2 separate regions of the Homo sapiens genome follow, and region 2 is linked to region 1. The links are chromatin loops, found by intact Hi-C in ENCODE. Cell type or tissue: dorsolateral prefrontal cortex. All regions are shown on one strand.

What was found. Hi-C counts contacts between places; a loop is a spot of excess contacts. Peaks named below come from ENCODE experiments on the same cell type or tissue, not always from the same donor. Only the 100,000 strongest peaks of a DNase experiment are listed, where the experiment ranks them.
Region 2: a loop joins it to region 1, with 2.5 times the contacts of the local background. A loop is called at or near these places in 36 of 110 quality-filtered maps.

The regions. Positions count from the first base shown.
Region 1 is chr5:170,629,057-170,637,056 of GRCh38, forward strand. The region is part of intron 1 of KCNIP1 (potassium voltage-gated channel interacting protein 1); the gene reads left to right. Among named protein-coding and RNA genes, the nearest start is that of KCNIP1-AS1, 48 kb to the right of the region's middle. RefSeq lists enhancers at 3,698-4,279, 4,054-4,233, 7,049-7,798. In dorsolateral prefrontal cortex, CTCF peaks have their summits at 3,060, 3,277, 4,146 (motif pointing left) and 4,371; DNase peaks (open chromatin) are centred at 2,915 and 4,145; H3K4me3 peaks cover 1,374 bases; H3K27ac peaks cover 2,576 bases.
Region 2 is chr5:171,333,738-171,341,737 of GRCh38, forward strand. No RefSeq gene overlaps it. Among named protein-coding and RNA genes, the nearest start is that of SNORA70J, 28 kb to the right of the region's middle. In dorsolateral prefrontal cortex, a CTCF peak has its summit at 3,412 (motif pointing left); a DNase peak (open chromatin) is centred at 3,394; H3K4me3 peaks cover 1,370 bases; H3K27me3 peaks cover 5,649 bases.

The sequences.
Region 1 (8,000 bases):
CCTCCACTCCCACCTCGCACATCTATGGATTTGCTGTTCAGAAAACATCTGTTCCCTCCTTCGCCCCTGACATACGCATCGATCTCATGCTAGCCCAGCTGCCTAAGCTCACCACTCTGGGAGACAGACTCTCAGTCCTCATCAGACAGAGATGTAGGGGGCTGTAAGGGACGGGGTGCAGGTAGGGCCTGAGGATTCCGACAAGGTGAGCCATGGGCAGGGGCATTGTTCATGCAGGGACCTCCTGGCCAAGGTCCTACGTCAAGGTTAGAAGGAAAGAGTAAATGATCGGATAGGCTAAGACAGCAACTCAGCAGGCCAAGGGACTCCTCCCCCAGGACCTGCTCCACCCTTAGAGGGGTCCCGGACAGCCAAGCCCTGATGGAGTTGGTCAGCAACCAACCAGCCCTGGGGCCAAGGCCTGCAGAAGCAGAGAGGAGGGGTCTCAGGCAGGCCAGAGGTGCTAGCTGGGATGCCTGGGTCCCCCACCCCACCCCAGCACACTGTCCTTTCTCCAGGTGCTCAGTTAGATTGAGCTGGGTCCCATCTTGGGCCTTTGCTGGTCCCTCCCTAGAAAGTCTGCCCCCTCCCCCTGCAGGGTGGCATCAGCATTCAGGCCTGGCCCTGACGCCCTCCTCTCTGGGCCACCTTCACCTCCACAACCCCGGCACCAGCACCCATCCCCACCACATCCCCAGCACGCAGCATCTAGTAAGGGCACCAAATGCATGCCCAGACATATGAGTGAAATGAATTAACCCTGAACCTGAAAAAGGGCAACCACCACACAAGATTCTCTAGAAACAATGTGAATTGTGCAGAAGGAAATTAACCCTACTCCATCCAGCCCATCCTAAGGCAGGGACTTGGACCTGTTCCTCTTGATGGGGCTGGGGCTGAGGCGGGCAAGGCAGGCAAGTGCTGAACAGTTGGCAACATTGCCCATCCCGTCTCCCTGCACCAGGCTGGGCCTGGGGTGAGGGGGTGGGGGCCGGGGTAGCTGGGCTCCTCCAGCAAAGAGCAGGACTGAGTCCCTGGTGACTATTAGGTAAAAGGTCCCTGACAATTTTGAGGGGCCAGATGCCAACTCGAGGGATACAGAGAAGATCTAGGCACAGTCTTTCCCCACCATGTCAGACAAAAAGGTTAGATACAGGACCTGATATGTTATAAAACTCAATCAATATTTACTTAGTGAATAAATGGACGGATGGATGGATGGATGCATTAGGCAGCCAAGTGGGCAGCACCGATGACTTAATGTACTGAGTGCTCCGACTCCAGCAACATGCATTCATTGTTCCTACTGTGTGCCAGTGAACAAGAGCAATGAACTCAATGACTTCTGCCCAGGGTGGGCCAGGGAACCAGGGAAGACTCTCCAAAAAGGCAGCATTTGGGCTGGGACGTACAGATGAGTAGGGGGTCGAGTGTGTCGTTATGTCGCTGGAGCCCAGAGGCGTCCATCAGGACTTGGGGGAGGGCAGATGAAAGGGCCTTACTGCCTAACTTGGAGCCACTGTATGTTTCAAAACAAAGGAGAGAGAGGATCCTGGGAAAGAGAAAGGGTACTCTAGGCAGAGGATGTGAATGGGCACAGCACAGGTGAGAACATCAAGACCAGGGGTCAGGGAATCTACTGGTAAACAATTGTACCCCAAGGGAGCAATCACAGCCTCTCCATCCACAGGGAAATGCCTGGTGGGGAGGAATGGGAGGAAAGAAACAGATTGCATGACTGTGTCTTGAAGGTCTAATTCCAGAGTACAGCATCACCCCTATCTTCCAGGTCCAGAAACTGAGGCTCAGAGGGAGACTTTCTGATGAGTGCAGCGTGCAGATAAGAGCATCTCCAAAGCTACCTCCTTCCCCAGTCACACCAGGGCATAAGCAACTGATAACAGCTGTCAGCACGGGACAGTGGAGGGAACACTAGGTTAGGAATAAGGGTACGAGGCTTGAGTACAGATTGTCAATGACTCAGTGTGTGAACTTGGTCAGGTGACTCCAACCAGATGACTTCCTTCTCTGAGCTTCTGTTCCCTCCTCTATGAATGGGGACAATCACTCAGCTTCACAAAACAATGGCTGCGAAATTGCCTGGTACAAGAGAGAGAACTTCCAGTGTGTAGGGGCTGTTGTCCTAACTGCCCAGCCCCCTAGATAGGTAGTTATGTCATCTGTGAAATGGGTGTTAGAATTCCTACCTCCCAGGACAGCTGTGGGCAGAAAACCAAAGAATGTGTGTGAGAGCCCAAGCACCATGCCTGGCACATAGTAGGTGCTCAGGAAAGGCTGAGGGTGCAGCTGCTGTCCACACACATGGTACCACTGCCCCAGGAAGGGGCTTCAGGAACCAAGAGCAATTCTGAGCACTGGTGACTGGACTCTGCCATTCTCCATTTCAAACGCTTTTTGAAAGCAGCTCCAGACCCAAGCAGGAGAGCAGGAGGCAAAAGAAACGCAGGGGCTTTCCCGAATGGAATTTTAGAAACACACAGAATTGTCTCCTGCACAGAAGGGAAGCTGTCTTCCACAGCACAGAGCCACCAGGCCCCAGACTGCTGGCTTATGTATTTGTCATTGCTCATCATGAATGGATGCCAGGAAAGTCTCTTTGTGATGGGGGCACAACCCCTCAAATCTCCTCCCCTCCAGATGCCATCCACTGGAGCTGAGACTCCCAGGTCCCCTAGGGCTTCTCTCCCAGGGGCCTCTGGGCTCCCCAAGGCCACGTGCTGCCCCCACTAGAGACCTGGGCCAGTCCTGACCAGGGGAAAGAGTAGCGCCGACAACAGCCCCAGATGGTATGTGCACTGGCACATACTGGCAGCTGCCTTCATGACAGCAAGCCATAGGTCCAAATCCCGCCCCTTCACAGGGACATTCCCAACTGGTCAGGGGTGGACCTCCCCTTCCCGGCTGTCTTTGGTGTCCAGGACGATTTGCCACAGACAGGGGGAGCTAAAGGGGCCCACGCTTGAGGCCGCTCAGCTCTGAGTCCTCGCCGGCCACAGAGGACCTTCGTGCCTGTCCTCTGTCCTCCTGCCCAGTCCCCAGGCCAGGCTCAGCTGGAGTTGGGGAGCAGAAAAACACGCATCTGAATCAAGGCTCTCGGAGCCTTTGCTTCTGCCTCCAAGAGGCGAGGGAAAATGAATACCCAGGCGAGCGAGCAAGAGAGACCCTCAGAAAACCCCAGATGCCCCTGGAATCAAGCCCTGTCCCACCAACGCCACGTGGATTGACAGGCTATTAGTCTTCCTGTAATTAGGATTCTCGCCTCAAATCTTGTATCTTTTTCCCCCAGAAGATTCTCCTCCAGCCTTCACCACTGCCCCCTGGCGCTTCCTTGCAAGGCTTTTGAAGAATCCTTTGCAGAGAAGCAGCCTCCTTTGGCAGGGGCTGCAGAGCACTCTGCCTCCCTAGGCCAGGGCGAACCAACAGAGGCGGGAGATGAGGAGGAGCAGCGCGGCTCTGCTGCGTGGCCCTGGGCAAGCACCACAACCTCTCTGGGCCGTTTGCACATTCTTACCGCCAGGGATGTGGGCGGTAAATGAAAGAGACCAGCACAAACCAGTGTCAGCTCCCTTCCTCGATTCCTAAAATGTGATGCCCAAAGATGGGCCAGCCTCCTGCTGTGCCTTCTCTGGGGGGACATTTAATAAGTGGAAGAGCCCTGGCTCTGAGTCAGGCTAGAATCCCAGTTCTGCACTTAACCAGCTGTGTGACCTCAGGCAAGCAACCTGGCCTCTCTGAACCTGAGTTTCTTCATCTGTAAGTGGGAACGCTAATGCTGTGCTGAGGGTTCCATGGGACAACCATGTAAAAGCACCCAGCACGCACCCAGCAGGCAGCAGGTCCTGCACAGCGTTCCCTCGCGTGGGGGTGGGTTGGGGCTTGAGCACGGGTTGAACCTGGAAGAGGCCATTTCCCTCCCTTCTCCCCGAGGAATAATTGTGAATTCCTGGGTCTCAGAGGAAACATCCGCTTTGGTGGTCAGAAAGGACATCCTCCTTTGAGCAGGGGGAGAGCAGAGGGAAGGGGGTTGCGAGGGTCACGCCTTCCCCAGGCATTCTCGGGGTCTCTCCAGCAAGGATGGAGGCGGCCAGGGGCTTGGGCGGTGTGGGGCGCCACCTGGCGTCCAGAAGAGGTAAGACAGGCGGAGCGGGACCCTCCGAAGTGGGAGGAGGACGCTGGTCAGGGGAGGAGGGGACCGCGAGAGCGAGAGCGGACATTCTACCAAACACATGGACAACACAGAAGATGAGGAAAATGAGCAGGGCAGCTAGTCATAGGAGCAAATTTTAAAAATTAAGTGACTGAGGTAGTCAGGGGGCCTCACTGAGAAGTGGCTTGGAGTAAGACCTGAAGTTGGGGACTGGATATGCAGATGTCTGGGAGGAGAGCTTTTCAGGAAGAAGAATCAGCCAGTGCAGAGGCCTATGGCAGACCCAAGCAGGAGGCAAAAGAAACGCAGAGGCTTTCCAGGATGGAAAATGAAGAATCAGCCAGTGCAGAGGAATGTGCCTGGATGTGTTCCAGGAATGTTTCAGAATGAGCTAAAAGGCCAGGGACAGAGAACTAAGAGGAGAGGAGAGGTCAGAGAGATGGCGGTGGGCGGAAGGAGGGGGCGGGGCGGAGGAGGGGGCGAGGGGGCGGGGGGGCGGAGGGGGGGACGGAGGGGGGGGCGGGGGGCGGGGCGGAGGGGGGATGGGGCGGGGCGGGGTGTGGCTGTGCGTCTGGATAAGGGTTGTGGCTTTTATGCTGCACGAGAAGGAGAGCCATTGGAGAGCTTGGGGCAGAAACAAGAGCTGATGACATTTTAATCCCTCTGGCTGCTGTGCTGGGGTAGACTGTCAGGGCCAAGGGCAGAGTGTGAAAAGCGCCCAAGAGGCTTCTACAAGAATCTAGTGGGAGATGCTGCGGCTCTGGCCAGGTTAGTGGCAGTGCCAGTGGTGAGAGGGATGTGGTTCTGCGGGTGTTGTGAAAATGGAGCCAGCGGGATTTGTTGACAGACCAAAGTTGAGGTGAGACAGAGACTCCGGAATGACTGCAGGGTTATTGGTCTGAGCAGGGTTATTGGTCTGAGCAGATAACCAGATGGAGTCACCACTAACTTAGATGGAGAAGGCTGGTAGAGTGAGGAAATATCGGGAACTTATGTTCGGACTTGTTAAGTTTGAGATGGCTGGGAGATATCTAAGTGGAGAGGGCAAGGAATAAAATGCTTCCTAAACTCCAGCATCCATTCAGTCCCCTGGAGAGCTTGTTAAACCGGATGGATGGGTGCCACGCCCACCCCTGCACCCCTGAGTTGCAATAGGCCCAAAATGATTCAATAGGCCCAACATGGGGCCCAAGGTTCTACATTTCCAACAGCTTCCCAAGTGATGCCAATGCTGCCAGACTGAGAACCACACTTCGAGTAGCACCAAAGTAGGCAACTGGATGTTTGAGGCTGGCATTCAAAAGAGAGATCCTGGCAAGAGATAGAATTTTGGAGTCATTGGCACGGAAATCCACAAAACGACATGAGCTCTCCCAGGGAGTGTGTGTGTGTAAAGAGGGAAGAAAAGAGCATTGAGTCCCGAGCCCCAGGCTCTTCAATGGTAAGAGGTTGGCAGATTAGGAAGGACCAGCAAAGACTGGGATGGGAAACCACTGAAGCAAGAGGAAGGCCAGGCAGATGTGTCCTGAAAGCCAAAAAGAGAAAGGTCATCATTAATATGATACATTTTGCAATTTGTTTATATGTAAGAGGAGATTAATAGCTCATAGCATTCCCAGGCATTGCTGTTAGGAATTGCAGCTCCAGGCTGGCAACCCTTAAATCACAAACTAGATTGTCAAGAGGACTGCCTGGAATTCCAGCTCTGTAAGTAATATGCTGTGTGGCCTCAGCCAGGTCACTTCACCTCTCTGGGCTTCTCTTGCTTCCATATATAAATGTAATAAGAAAATCTTTTATTTATTATTTATTTATTTATTTTTGAGACAGAGACTCGCTTTGTCACCCAGGCTGGAGGGCAGTGGTGCGATCTCCACTCACCGCAATCTCCGCCTTCCGGGCTAAGGCAATTCTTGTGCCTCAACCTCCTGACTAGCTGAAATTACAGGCACCCACCACCACACCCAGCTAATTTTTGTATTTTTAGTAGAGACGGGGTTTCATCTTGTTGGCCAGGCTTGTCTCAAACACCTGACCTCAAGTGATCTGCCTGCCTCGGCCTCCCAAAGTGTTGAGATTACAGGAGTGAGCCATCACGCCCGGCCAAGAAGACCTTTTAAAGTAGATGTTCTAAGAGTCTCTTTCAGTTCTGAATCTCTTTGTTATCTTACATGTTACCCCCTCAGAGATGCCTTCCCTCACTCCCCTGTCCAAGGTAGCTCTCCACCCAAGTCAGCAGTCATCACAGAACCATCACAACCTGAAGCCCTGTGCATGTTGCTGTTTATTTCCTGTTTACATCACAACCTGAAGCCCTGTGCATGTAGCTGTATACTAACCCTAGAGTTAGTATAGCTTAGTTAAACTTTCATTTATTGCTAAAGGTTTATCACTGCTGTCTCTATCAGCCTCCCTGCACTGTAAGGGACAAGGGGGCAGGTCCAGTTTCTGTCTTGTTTCAGGTTTTGTCTCCAGCCAAGATAAGTATCTTTGCAAGGCTCTGTTTTTATTCTGAAAGGAAATTAGGAGCTATTGGAGGGTATGGAGTGGAAGGGGACAGTCTTCTGCCTTGGATGTATAAAAGGGATGCTGGGCCACGCTGATGGGCTAGACCATGGCAGGCAGAGAAAACAGGCAGGAGGCCAGGCAGGGGCTGCCAGTGCCCAGACACAGGCCGGGAGGTGCAGGTGGCAGTGGCAGGCAGTGGCCAGGCCCTGGGTATATTTTGAAGGTCAAGCCAACAGGACTTGCCAGTGGGCTGGGTATGGGCATGAGACAGGCAAGTTCTCCCAGATGTGACTCCGATGTGACATTTTGGAGACTCCCTCAACACCCACCTGGGGAAGACAGACCAGTTGGGAGGAAATATCTGGAGTCTCATTTTATTAATTCTGAGAGTTTGTTGTATTAGACAGTGAAGCGGAAATGTCAGGAAGTCAGCTGGAAATAGGAGTCTGGAGTTGGGGGGAAAGCCTAGCCAGAGACAGGAATTGTGGCGTCATTGGCGTAGAGACAGCGTTTAAAGCTGTGACGCTAGATGGGTTCACCAGGGGAATGAGAGTCGAAAGAGAAGAGCAGAGCAGAGCTGAGCCCTGAGGGGGGCAGAAAGGCACACAGGGACAGTGGAGGCAGGAGGCAGAAGGCAGAGGGTGGCGGGCCAACAGCTCTGAAGGTCAGTGCTCTATCACAGGGGGGTGGCCGAGGAGGGGCCCGAGGCTGGAACCAGGAGGCACTATCCCAGGCCTGCCTTCTCATGCCAGCAGCAGTGATCTATCCTCAAGGAGAATATTGATTGAGCACCTACTGCATGCAGAGACCTCATCAATGGCTCAATCAATATGACACGGCCACGCTTCCTGATCCGAGCCCTCTGAGCAGGTATTTTCCATCCTGGACTTATCCCTGTTTCTCAGGAGAGGGATGGACCCAAGAGACAAATAGTTCCCCCAAGATCGCACAGCAAGCCAGTGTAAAACAAGCATAGAAACCAGCTTTTAGGGGGCTCAAGGTGGGGGTCAGAAAATGAGGTGAGAGCAAGCATTTACTGAGCACCTCCTGTAAATATCTCCTACATACGAAGTGCTCTACCCACATTACTGACCACCCAATAAAGGCAGGTCCTGTAATTCCCAATTTGCAGATGGATAAGCAGAGGCTTAGGGGTGTGAAACAACCTCCTCAAGGTCATGGCTTCTAAGTGGTGGAGCCAGGCCTGCAAACCAGGCTGTCTGAATCCAAAATCCACCTCCAAGTCCACAGTGGGTTGGCCCCACCCCCAACCCATCCCCATCACCAACAGGACGGTGGTCAGAGTCCACTGAATGAAAGCATG
Region 2 (8,000 bases), 700 kb after region 1:
ACACATATACTTCTATGTTTGTTCAAAGAAGTACATGAGGCTGGGTGTGGTGTCTCATGCCTGTAATCCCAGCACTTTGAGAGGCTGAGGCAGGTGGATTGCTTGAGCCTAGGAGTTCAAGACCAGCCATGGCCAACATGGCAAAACCGTGTCTCTAAAAAAAACACAAAAAATTAGCCGGGTGTGCTGGTGCACAACTGTGGTCCCAGCTAGTCGGGAGGCTGAGGTGGGAGGATCACTTGAGCCTAGGAGGCAGAGGTTGCAGTGGGCCAAGACCATGCCATTGCACTCCAGCCTGGGAGACAGAGTGGGAGCCTGTCCCCCCTGCCCCCACCAAAAAAAAAAAAGAAAAAGGAAAGAAAGAACGAAAGAACAAGGCAATTTGTTGCAGCACCATTTTAAAAAGCAGTTGATTGAAAATGACCTAAATGAATGTCAACAGGAAACTGATTCAATAGCATATAGAATACCCATGTCATGGAATACTGTGCAACCACTTTAAAAAATGGACTAATGGCCAGGCGCGGTGGCTCAGTCCCAGCACTTTGGGAGGCCGAGGCGGGTGGATCACGAGGTCAGGAGATCGAGACTATCCTGGCTAATACGGTGAAATCCTGTCTCTACTAAAAATACAAAAAAAAATAGCCGGGCATGGTGGCGGGTGCCTGTAGTCCCAGCTATGTGGGAGGCTGAGGCAGGAGAATGGCGTGAACCCGGGAGGTGGAGCTTGGAGTGAGCGGAGATTACGCCACTGCACTCCAGCCTGGGCGACAGAGCAAGACTCCGTCTCAGAAAAAAAAAAAAAAGACTAATATGTAACTATCTCCAGATATACTGCAAAGTGAAAGAGCAAGGTACAGAATGGGAGTTTAGTAACTTACATTTGTATAAAAAGATGAGGAGAGCTAAAAGCCCTTAACATACGCATGGATCAGCTCTGGAAGAATGGATGAGAAGCTGGTATTCCCACTGTTCAGGGGAGGGGAGTTGGGGAATGGGAAACAAAGATACGAGGGCAAAAGACTTTTTTTTTCCTATTTATTCTCCTTTTGGGTGTCTGAAATTTCTCTTTTTTTTTTTTCCTGTGAACGTTTAAAAAATCAGTTTTAAGCATTTAATACTTAAAAATGTAAAGAAAAAAAAGCAAGCAAGCTAATAGGATGCCAAGCAGCCCTTCTGCTCTGACTCCGAGCTTCTGGTCTGGAATGGCCAGGACTAAAGAGCTATTTGAACTCATTTCTGGATTGTGTCACATTGTCTTCTCTCCCCTGGGGCTGTCATCATAAGGCCCCAATGCTTTGAAATTTAGAGTGAAAGAAAAGTTCTTTATTTCTCTTGATGAACTTGTATATTTTCTCTGTTTTGAAAATAAGAAGTATGCATTGGGAAAAGGGACTTTGGAAACAACAACGACAACAACAAAATAAGAACATAAAGTAACAGTGTCTTCTTTCCCTGCTTTGGCTACCAGGAAGCTCACAGACCAAACTCAATTATATGTTAGCTGCCTGGGCTATATGTTAAATGCTTTTATTTCTGTAGAAAAATTTGATTTTCTATGTCTATTTCATGGTCTTTGAATTTGCTTCTCTATTCATATTTAAATTATGATTGATTTTATTGCATATGGGCTAAAAAAAAAAATTTGGATTTTCAACTGATGTTTTGTGCTCTCCCTACATTTCTTTGTCCCCCTTCCCCATCCTGCCCTCATTCATTCAAGACCAGGTGGCATCTTTGCCTCAGGGAAGGGATGTCACAGTAGAAGGATGAAAAAAATCTTTTGAGTTTCAAAGCCCAAACCCTGAGGGACTTTGGGCCTAAGCAACAGATTTGGGAGAGGAGGGATGGAGTCAGATGGAGAAAAGCAGGCTAAAGCTTCCCAGACCGGAGGAGAAGGGAGCAAAAGGAAATCGAGAGTGAGGGAACAGCAGAAAACCAGCACTGCGGAGAGACATCTGTCCCAGAGGGAGCCTGTGCCCTGCTTCCCACTCAGTGCACAAGGACAACACCAGACCCGTGGCAGAACGGCTGCATGGTTAGACAGATGGGCCTGAGACCACCTCCCAGAGCTTCCTGCACCCCAGAGGGCACAGGGACTATGCAAAATGACTCCCATATGCCCGGGGAGGGGGGAGTCTGGAGGCGCTTGGAGAGCATATCCGGAGGGCCCTTCTGCTTGAGAAAGGAAGCTGTGTGGCAGCCTCCTTCATGAACCCAGATCAAGGCCAGATGATGGTCTTCACCCCAGATGCCAGGATACATGGACAGTGGCTGAAGATGAGGACAGGTGTCTGGCTTGCCTTGATGCCTTGTAGCCCTGCAGAATGGAGATCAATCCAGGAAAACCCAAAGGTCAACTTTCTGTCATTTGTCAGTATGTTGCTCTTAAAAGAAACTGAGTCTCCTTATAGAGAAATCGTTATACATCTTGTAAACCTGAGTTTGCAAATGTTGATACTTGGAGGCCCTCAATGGAATGAAATGGAGAAGCAAAATTTTTTAAGTAGCAAAGTGCCTTGTCCAAACATTAGTCTTTTCCAGAGACTTCTATAAGAGGGAACCCCAGGACAGACTGCCCCCTTAGGACCCCGGGGACGGTTTTTCTGATAAGGATACGATTTCTCTGCTAGGGACACAACTACATCTCCCTCCCACATTCTGAAGGGCCAGGAAGCCTTTGCCACGCTTGGTGCTTCTTCCTCCATCAAATGCTTTCTGAATCAACTGGATCTGCCGCTGAGCACGGTAAGGCGGATGATCTGGAAGCTTTCCAGGTGCTTTAGGAAAGAAGCGGCATTTCAGCCACGGTTTTTGGCCTTCATAATCAATGTCAGCCTCTAATGCTGTCTGGAATAGCAGATGAGTGCCTGTCTGACCCGGAAACCTTTTGTTCGCCGCGCCCCCCAGCTTTGTTACTCGCTGATGGAGGCTGGTTTTGTCATCTGCCGTAGCTGTCTTACCGGTCTGACCGTTCCTTTACCTATCCTTCAAATGAGCAGAAGAATAATTTCTTCGTGGGGGACTGATGCTGAGCAGATGTTCACAGAGCCCCAGAGGATCACCGTGACAGGTCCCTCAGTAGGACTGAGATTGTGGTTATGTAATAATTTTCCCTTCTCATTTTGATTAAAAAAATGATGCATGCGCATCTCTGAGCGCAAATGTGTCAATGCTAATTGGACATGCGCATTCGAGACGGCTCCATACGGAACGGAATGGGACCGTGGCCCCGAAGCAACACTCCCTCCCAGCACCATATTACGCAAACAAAATGATTCAGGGGAAGAATTCCTCCATTAAAAAGAATTTGAGGTGTCCCTGATCTTTGGGTGCCAAACATTGTGGCGAAGGGCTCCGCCGGCCCCTACAGACGCGAACTTGGTGCCGTAGTCTCGAGTGCCCTCTGCCGTAACTTGGGAAACCAGCGCTTCTTTAGGGAGCCAGCCATGTCTCCTGCAAGGAAGGAAAATGAACTACGCTTTATTTCTCAAAAGTTTCCGTCAGAATCTGGCCTTCCTGCTGTTTCGAGTTATTTGGGTTGGGGGCCAGGCTCCCTCAAAGCCTGGAGTGTCCCGTTAAGTCAGCCTCAATGTTCACCCCAAAGATGGAACTGGGGCGTCTTGGAACAAAAAAAGGAAACTGACCAAAATACGATGACTCTCGGGATTGAAATAGAGCGCCACGATATTTTGGAGACATCTTCTGAGAGTATAATCTGGGTCTGATTTTATACAACCTCAAGCTGTTGTGTTCTGAGCATTATTTATTCATTTTAACGTTCACTCGAATTTTGTTTTTTTGCCCATCAAGCAATGAAAAGCTTAGATTTGGCCCAAAATGTGGAGGTCTTCACTGGGTTTGTCTGTGCCTTTCTTTCATACCTCAGTATGGCTTAAAGACCAAATGTTCATTTACTCTGTAAGTGAAAAGGATATTTGCCCATTAATTTCAACTCCAGTGCTCAAGCCCCATATAAGACACAGTTAATATGATCTCACTTTGGATGACACTCGGAGGAGCAGGAAGACAATTTGTGGGGGGAAAGGAATAAGAGGCAGCGCACATTTAACAGGAATGTTAATATTTACTGGTCGTTGTGCTCGATATCTGGAAGGCGGCACAGTCACTAAGTAGGGATTACATCTTCAATTAAGTAGTGGTGGCAGGGGACTTAGCGATGTTTCACAGAGGGAAACTGCCGGAATCATACTTTAAGGAGAATAATTTTTTTAAAAGCTACAAAAAAAATTGAAAGAAAAGCCCGAGGGAAAAAAATAGAGGGAACATTTCTGTTTAGGGAATCCTAATATTTTGGCTGAACACATTATGTAAAATTAAATACTATTTTAAACCAAGGAGATATAATATCTAATTAAGTTTTTGTGGTTGATGGGCTTAGAGAGGATTGTGAATGTTACATCCATTGAACTGAAAGAAGTAGAAAAATTAAATAACACTGTTCTATAGTGACTTTCACCCAGACATACAAGCAGACTTCCATATTCCACTATTACTCTGCCCTACCTACAGCTCACTGAAGACATGAAAGAGAAAATGAGAATGAGCACAGTGATCTCGTTAAGGCTTGTAACAACCCCAAGGAGCAGAGACCAAGAGTTGTCAGCCCCATTTCCAAGCAGCAGCCATGGGCTCCAAGTGAACAAGGGACTTGCATCTGGGGTTATCCAGTGAGTCAGGGTGGAGAGAGAACAGAACCACCACCTTCCCGCTGCATCTGGAACTTCTGTCCCAGCATGCCCTGTGCTCCCCAGCAAGAAGAATGTCACACTGGGGAAGTAGAGGCTTCGGTTCCTGACCAGAGTTATCAGGGAGCACCAACATTTTAAGACTTTTTGGAGTTTTAGGAGAATTTCAATGTAACGTATGTGGTGACAGGAGATGGAAGATAGTTTTAAAAGAATATTGACTTCTAAGATTAATTATTACATGACGGCATTTTCAAGTAACTCTATACAATAATTTTTTTTTTTTTGAGATGGAGTCTCGCTCTGTCGCCAGGCTGGAGTGCTGTGGTGCAATCTCAGCTCACTGCAACCTCCGCCTCCTGGGTTCAAGTGATTCTCCTGCCTCAGCCTCCCGAGTAGCTGGGACTACAGGTGCGCACCACCACACCCAGCTAATTTTTTGTATTTTTAATAGAGATGGGGTTTCGCCACGTTGGCCAGGCTGGTCTTGAACTCTTGGCTGCAAGTGATCTGCCCACCTTGGCCTCCCAAAGTACTGGGATTACAGACGTGAGCCACCACGCCCGGCTACAGTAATTTTTAAAGGTAGAAAATCAAGCCTGGGTGTGGTGGCTCACATCTGTAATCCCAGCACTTTGGGAGGCAAGGCAGGCGGATCACTTGAGGCCAGGAGTTCGAGACCGGCCTGGCCAACATGAGGAAACCCCATCTCTACTAAAAATACAGAAATTAGCCAGGCACAGTGGCACACACTTGTAGTCCCAGCTACTCAGGAGGCTGAGGCAGGAGAATAGCTTGAACCCAGGAGGTGAAGGTTGCAGTGAGCCAAGATCTGCTACTGCACTCCAGCCTGGGCCACAGAGCAAGACTCTGTCCCAAAAGAAAGAAAAGAAAATCAATCCCAGCACTTTGGGAGGCCAAGGTGGGCGAATCACGAGGTCAGGAGATCGAGACCATCCTGGCTAACACGGTGAGACCCCGTCTCTACTAAAAATAAAAAAAAATTAGCCAGGTGCGGTAGCATGCGCCTGTAATCCCAGCTATTCGGGAGGCCGAGGCAGGAGAATCACTTGAACCCGGGAGGCAGAGGTTGCAGTGAGCCCAGATCGTGCCACTGCACTCCAGCCTGGGTGACAGAGCAAGACTCTGTCTCAAAAAAAAAAAAAAAAGACAAGAGATAGCTACGCGATTTTTGGTGGGCAATTTTTAAAAACTTAGCTTGAATAGGGAGCCTTCTCAAACTGCATAAAACTGAAATACGGTACCCACAGATACCAAAAGGCAACATATACAAAGGCAATCTTCCAAGCACAAAGACTGAATGTTTCAATCATATTTCATTGTTTTCTCCCTTTAAAATTTTATTGTTAGAGATATACAATAAAAGAACTAAAGACCACTTTAAAAAGTTTAATAATATCTATTCTGTCTATAGTTCCCCACATAAATTAAGCAGGGTCATATTTCATATTTGAAGGGAATAAAAGAACTTCCAGGACATCTTCATATAGAGCTGAGAGAAATTTGGTGAGAAGGCTCTTTGAAATTAGAATATTCAAATTATAATTTGATAATAAGAAAGTATTTTAAATAATTAAAAATGAGAAATGAGCTTCAAGAAGTTGCTCTATGGTGGTCATTTTTGTTTCAATTGCTACAAGCAAGAAGTAGTTTTAAAAATAAATCACCAGGGCACAGCAAGTATTTCTGACAGGCACTTGCAGGCAGGATTTTATAAATTCCAATCATTTAACAAATTGCACCATTAAAAGTCATAATAGGTCTAAAAGCCATTCTTAAAAGAACTTACTAAGTAATTTGACCTACATAATCATCTTGTTAAATTCATTTGACATCATGAGACAGTTAGTGAAATATGCATAGTACATTATATTAAAGAAAAAAGTACCCTTCAATTGGTATCTGATTGCACTTTTCAATTGCAGCTATTAGTTGTCTATAAAACTCCTAGACATGATTTGATTTGATTTTATTACTGTTATATCATTTTACTTTGTAACATATAGGGGTGGAGATTACAGGTCTTCGATTGCTTACTAGGAAATATTTAACGAAGGATGTTTTATTTATTAGCATAAAGAGACACAGTGGATTATTGGGTGATTAAAGTGACGATACGGCTGCTGTACTTGTCAAAAATATAGCCCTAATTCAATAGCAAGGCGACAGAGAGTCTATGAGCTGATCTATGCCTAAGCAAACTGACTCTGAAAGCAGGACATTGCCCTCTTAAAAGGATCTTTGTAAATTTCTATAATTGCACATTATCAAAAACAAACAGCAGCGATAACAAACCCACAGAGTGAGTTCTCAATTGGAAGTTTACTTTCTATCTGCCAAGAGCCCCTACTTTTTATCTTTTGCATTCCTAACATCTCAAATCAATAATAGAGAATGATACTTAATGTTACTAATCTTTGTGGCAAACACTTTTTTTTTTTTTTTTGAGACGGAGTTTCACTGTTGTTGCCCAGGCTGGAGTGCAATGGTGTGGTCTCAGCTCACTGCAACCTCCACCTCCCGGGTTCAAGCAATTCTCCTGCCTCAGCCTCCCGAGTAGCTGGGATTACAGGTGTTGGCCACCACGCCCGGCTAATTTTTGTATTTTTAGTAGAGACGGGGTTTCACCATGTTTGTTGGCCAGGCTGGTCTCGAGCTCCTGACCTCAGGTGATACGCCTGCCTTGGCCTCCCAGAGTGCTGGGATTACAGACATGAGCCACCGTGCCCAGCCGGAAACATAATATTTTTATTAGAAGTAAATTGAAAAGAAAATGAAATAAATGGAGCAAAGGAAGAAAGGAACTAGCATTTATTGAGTGCCTTCTGTGTACCAGGCACTGTTCTAAGTGTTTCATCAGTACTATCAGGCTATCTTTTCCTTTTTTTTTTTTTTTTTTTTTTTTAGACAGAGTATCACTCTGTCATTCAGGCTGGAGTACAGTGGCATGATCTCAGCAGCTCACCACAGCCTTGACCCTCTGGGCTCAAGTGATCCTCCCACCTCAGTCTCCCAAGTAGCTGGGACCACATGCATGAGCCACCACACCTGGCTAATTTTTTTTAACGTTTGTAGAGATGGGGTTCTCCTTGTGTTGCCCAGGCTGGTCTCAAACTCCAGGGCTCAAGCAATCCTCCTACCTCCCAGCTTCCCAAAGTGCTGGGATTACAAGCATGAGCCACCACGCCTGGTCATAAAAAAAAAATTATTTTTAAATCTTGAATTGGCACCTATTCACTATTTGTCCTTTGTTTTCCTTCGGTTCATGCC